Regions from separate parts of the Homo sapiens genome. Here region 2 is linked to region 1. The links are chromatin contacts, found by Hi-C or POLR2A ChIA-PET in ENCODE. All regions are on one chromosome and are shown on one strand. Each heading gives the region's core, a stretch centred on a gene start or an enhancer-like site at or near the end of the contact. The rest is flanking DNA. Distances are from core to core; before and after follow the strand shown. Region 1 holds the start of XIST (X inactive specific transcript). Region 2 holds the start of ABCB7 (ATP binding cassette subfamily B member 7).

Evidence for each region. Hi-C counts contacts between places; a loop is a spot of excess contacts on that map. ChIA-PET counts read pairs that join two places held with the same protein, here RNA polymerase II (POLR2A).
Region 2: a map of sigmoid colon shows a loop between it and region 1 (14-fold over the local background). The contact joins the promoter of ABCB7 here to the promoter of XIST in region 1. A Hi-C loop is called at or near these places in 1 of 168 maps with a recorded cell type or tissue (sigmoid colon). POLR2A ChIA-PET finds 5 or more read pairs at or near these places in 1 of 52 experiments (T-cell).

The regions. Positions count from the first base shown.
Region 1 is chrX:73,851,346-73,854,191 of GRCh38, reverse strand. XIST (X inactive specific transcript) reads left to right here and starts at 1,478. Exons shown (of 6, transcript NR_001564.3): 1 at 1,478-2,846. RefSeq lists enhancers at 2,259-2,760, 2,624-2,846.
Region 2 is chrX:75,154,777-75,157,622 of GRCh38, reverse strand. It overlaps ABCB7 (ATP binding cassette subfamily B member 7), which reads left to right and starts at 1,340. Exons shown (of 16, transcript NM_001271696.3): 1 at 1,340-1,518. The coding sequence starts at 1,351. It also overlaps a transcript of UPRT not described here. RefSeq lists an enhancer at 1,230-1,659.

The sequences.
Region 1 (2,846 bases), core at 229-2,728:
ATTTCCACACTTGTAGAAACTTCTAGTAGATAAAGTTGTATTAGAGGTTTGGTAATCCAGTCTTTCTGATAGCTGCTTCATAGGTGTCACTGTAGGTAGTTTCTCTCTTTGTTAAGCATTGTTTTCTCAAAGGTACCATTGTATTGCACCACTTTACAATACAATAACCCTCATTTGGAATGACAAGTCAGATTACTTTTTTTGTTTGATCCAAGGACACTTAGAAGATGGAAGGTATTTCTTAAGGAAGAAAATTTGCATACTTTATTATTTTTCTGGAAACTGAAGAGCAAGCTTACCTGATAGATTTGGGTCGATAGTTACACTTTCCAGTTCAGCCAGTGGGAGGGTAATGTATCCTTTGACTTTCTAGAAGTTGCTCTATAATACTTAAGTTGCCATTGTCTCCCTTCTGGTTCTCTGTTGTTTCTCGAATGACATAGAAGAGTTTATGAGATTAATTGCTTCCTACTGAAATAGCCAGGTTTCTGAGGGCAGCTTTGGCTTTTATATGAGCTTTTTCTTCCTACCACTTATCAGTTACTGACAGAGGGTCAACTTCACTACTGTGTCATATGGTTGGTCCAATGTTGGGTTCCTCAGATTCATGGAGGAAATAGGAAAATAGTAAAGATTAAGGAGTCATAGTTAAAAAATTACAAACAGGTCACAAACAGTACTCTTTCTTGATTATTTAGGAACCAAATAGCCATTCTATGAAATGTCTTTCTTTCCTTTTTCTCTCTTGCTCACCAATTGACTCGTAAGCACTTCCGTTCTCTTATGGTTGGGAGCCATACAAGGTAGAGTGTTGGAGTAAAAACTACATTGACTCTGAATCATGGTGTGTGACCTCGGGCACATGATGTAACCTCTATAGGACTCTATTTTAATGTATAAAACAGGAATAATCCTTTATTATTATCTATGCAATACATATTCCATTATCTATTACATGGGATAATGGAATGGGAAGTCCCTTGAAGATGGTACTAACCTCAATGTATTACTCCTTTCTAGCTTCTTTGGTTCAAAAGTTTGGTGGAGGAGTTACAAATTCTGGTTTGAATGATATATTTGGATACTTTATCAACACATCAAAGCTCTACCTATCCCTTCCCCCATTCTCAAAACCAAGCTGAATTAACATCTTTACATTTATTATGCAGTTTATGGAGGATTTTAGCATTAATTATTGCTTGATTTACTCAATGTCCCCATGTTATAGATGAGAACTGGAAAACCCATTGAAGTTGTGACTCCTGGTCTAGAAATGAAGTCTACTTCCAGTTAATGTTCTTTCTGGTATGTCTTTGCTTTCTTGAAATTTCCCTTTTTTGTCCTTACTGGGTAAATTTTGAACCAACCAAATCACAAAGATGTCCGGCTTTCAATCTTCTAGGCCACGCCTCTTATGCTCTCTCCGCCCTCAGCCCCCCCTTCAGTTCTTAAAGCGCTGCAATTCGCTGCTGCAGCCATATTTCTTACTCTCTCGGGGCTGGAAGCTTCCTGACTGAAGATCTCTCTGCACTTGGGGTTCTTTCTAGAACATTTTCTAGTCCCCCAACACCCTTTATGGCGTATTTCTTTAAAAAAATCACCTAAATTCCATAAAATATTTTTTTAAATTCTATACTTTCTCCTAGTGTCTTCTTGACACGTCCTCCATATTTTTTTAAAGAAAGTATTTGGAATATTTTGAGGCAATTTTTAATATTTAAGGAATTTTTCTTTGGAATCATTTTTGGTTGACATCTCTGTTTTTTGTGGATCAGTTTTTTACTCTTCCACTCTCTTTTCTATATTTTGCCCATCGGGGCTGCGGATACCTGGTTTTATTATTTTTTCTTTGCCCAACGGGGCCGTGGATACCTGCCTTTTAATTCTTTTTTATTCGCCCATCGGGGCCGCGGATACCTGCTTTTTATTTTTTTTTCCTTAGCCCATCGGGGTATCGGATACCTGCTGATTCCCTTCCCCTCTGAACCCCCAACACTCTGGCCCATCGGGGTGACGGATATCTGCTTTTTAAAAATTTTCTTTTTTTGGCCCATCGGGGCTTCGGATACCTGCTTTTTTTTTTTTTATTTTTCCTTGCCCATCGGGGCCTCGGATACCTGCTTTAATTTTTGTTTTTCTGGCCCATCGGGGCCGCGGATACCTGCTTTGATTTTTTTTTTTCATCGCCCATCGGTGCTTTTTATGGATGAAAAAATGTTGGTTTTGTGGGTTGTTGCACTCTCTGGAATATCTACACTTTTTTTTGCTGCTGATCATTTGGTGGTGTGTGAGTGTACCTACCGCTTTGGCAGAGAATGACTCTGCAGTTAAGCTAAGGGCGTGTTCAGATTGTGGAGGAAAAGTGGCCGCCATTTTAGACTTGCCGCATAACTCGGCTTAGGGCTAGTCGTTTGTGCTAAGTTAAACTAGGGAGGCAAGATGGATGATAGCAGGTCAGGCAGAGGAAGTCATGTGCATTGCATGAGCTAAACCTATCTGAATGAATTGATTTGGGGCTTGTTAGGAGCTTTGCGTGATTGTTGTATCGGGAGGCAGTAAGAATCATCTTTTATCAGTACAAGGGACTAGTTAAAAATGGAAGGTTAGGAAAGACTAAGGTGCAGGGCTTAAAATGGCGATTTTGACATTGCGGCATTGCTCAGCATGGCGGGCTGTGCTTTGTTAGGTTGTCCAAAATGGCGGATCCAGTTCTGTCGCAGTGTTCAAGTGGCGGGAAGGCCACATCATGATGGGCGAGGCTTTGTTAAGTGGTTAGCATGGTGGTGGACATGTGCGGTCACACAGGAAAAGATGGCGGCTGAAGGTCTTGCCGCAGTGTAAAACAT
Region 2 (2,846 bases), core at 91-2,590, 1.3 Mb before region 1:
GTTACTCTCCTGATTAAAACTCTTCACTGGTTATAGGATAAAGTATTAACTTCTTAGAATGAAATAGAAGGCCCTTTACCATCAGGTCTCTGTTCACTCAGGTTAACCTCCTACTACTTTCCCAAACTCCATAGACTCCTGAACCTGAAAATATTTTCTTATGCCTTCTTGCTTTTAACATGTCATCTTCTTTACGTGTAATTCCAGTCAACCTCTTCAACTTGAATTCTATTTTTCTTTAAATAACTAGCTCAAGCATCCCCTTGAATGAATCCCAGAACAAAAAAGCTAACTGCATGGGCTACAGATTTCTGTTTTTCTTTATCAGACTTACTAGTCCAAAGTACCTCTTCATAAGAAGTCCATAATTATTTGTCTCTTTTGTGTGAAAAGTTGGAGAATGCAGCAGTGAATATAAAATTGCAACTGCATTATTGTCTCCGGGGTTTCAGGTAACATTTACAACTGGAAATGCAGTTTCCTAGATAACTGTAAACATATTTTGACATTTTGTTTGATAATAGTGGTGACAAAAGAATATAAGCCTGTCTTTAAACATGGTCTTCTCTCCATACATTTCACTTTACCACCCTTCAGCCAACCTAAGCGATTTTTCAAGAATTAGGGACGCTGCAAAAACCAAAGCGAAGAGCTAGAAAGAGTGACAAAATTAGTAAAGATGTCTGTAGTCTCTCTGTGTGTGTGTGTGTGTGTGTGTGTGTGAGACTGTCCCACGAGCAACAGACCAAAGGAAAACTGCCCCAAGGTTTGCGCAACAGAGAACAATCAGCAAAGTTAAAGTCCTTACAGGACAGAAAAGCAGTAAATCTTACAGCTGAAGCCTCCTCCCAGGGGAAATTAACGTCTGTAGTTTAATCTTTCCTTAATTCAGAAGGGAGTGAAGATAAGAATATGCATAGGGAAAATGGAGAGAGGGGAGCGTGACATTGAGTTGGAGGAGGTAAGAGAGTATTATGAGAGACAAGATGGGGTTGACAGATTTAGCAGATACAATATTTGGGACACACGCACGAAGAGATGATTCGTTGTTTATGTAAAATTGAAACTTAACTAGGTAGGCATCCTGTATTTCATCTGGCAACTCCAGGAAAAGAGAAAAATACAGTGTTACTCCAATATTCCCGGTTGTGTAAGGAAAACAATCAAAGCTCGGCCCTAAGGAAAAACAAATAAAAGAGGCTGTGCGAATGCATCCGAATCTTCAAACAGAATCCATTTCCGGTCTGGGGCCCTGGGAAAACAAGAAGAGGAGAGACAATTAAGGTAGCCGAATTCAGTCCGCCAGTGTCCCATAATCCTCTTCTCTCGGTTCCTCTTTCCTCGCTCAAGATGGCGCTGCTCGCGATGCATTCTTGGCGCTGGGCGGCCGCGGCGGCTGCTTTCGAAAAGCGCCGGCACTCCGCGATTCTGATCCGGCCTTTAGTCTCTGTTAGCGGCTCAGGTCCGCAGTGGAGGCCACATCAACTCGGCGCCTTGGGAACCGCTCGAGCCTACCAGGTGAGATGCCACTGACATGGAAGAATAGGGTGAAGGGCAAGGGGACCTGTAGGGAAAAGGTTGCCCTCCTGACCTCGGGGCAGAGAGAGCACCAAGAAGAAAGTCATGGCTAACTGGGAGCAGCAGTAAGTGAAGGAAATTAACGTCAGTAATTTGAGGAAAGGGCGAAGAAGAAAACCTTTGAGTTCAGCAAAGGGAAACGGGGCAGGAGGTTCTGGGCAGAGGACACCTGGAGCGCTGGAGGCTCTCGGAGTCATAGTTTTTCTCTCATATTAAGAGTTGGGGTAGACACCATTCCCAGCCTGCTTGCCTTTCTAAAGACGAGGAAGACTGGATTATTTTCCCCAATTAGTAATGGAATTTGGGACAGTTTATCTGTGGTTCAGATTTTACTCAGTTGGAATTAGCAATTCGGAGAGCACTGTAATGACAGCAAGCTATCTATAAACAGGTGGCGCCAGTTAACTCCCTTGCTGACAGGCGTGCTTCTTGATAGGCCAAAACCGTAACTATCTTTCCAAAACATAGACCGCCCTAAATTCTTGTATAAATATGACTGTCCTAGATCTGAAAAATACAGTGATGTTCTCTGTGCACAGGTCATTTTGGAAGCCATAGGCTACTTATCCTTAACTTATGAATGTAGCTATGGTTGTAGTGCCTCCTAAAATTTGAGTCCATTATTACCTCTCACTCAGGAACGGTTTTTTAAAAAATTATTTGTACTTAACTGTACTAAAGTATATCTTTTTATTTTCTGTGTATTGACAAGAGGTTTAATTGCCACCACGTATTTATCACTATCACTTTAAAATATTGTCAGTTTTGTATGAGAAACAACCTCTTAAATTTTGATTCTTCATCTACAAATATTTAACGTCTACCTTGTACATAGCCCTGTGCTAGATGATAGGGTACTAAGAGAGACATACAGTTATGCCTTCAAGGATTGTACAGTTTAGTTAAGGAGATTGGATCTATGCATTACAAAAATAACTGAAAAACACAGTGGTGGGTTAATTAGCAAATGAATAGTATGTACAATAAAGGCTATAGGCATCCAGAGGAAATAGTGATAATTAAGGACCAGGTTATAAAGAGTATTTCATGCTGGTGATAGAACTGGGGAGAATGTTCTGAACAGGGAGAATAGGGAATGACACTAAGCATGTGGAAGGCTGATGGAATGACATTTATAATTCATTCAGTAATTATTGAACACCTCTACAGGAGCAAACAAAATATAAGTCCTGTCTTTAAAGAGCTTAAAATCTAGTGGGAAATATGTAAATTAATCGGCAATTAAAATATAGTGGAGCTGTGTAATA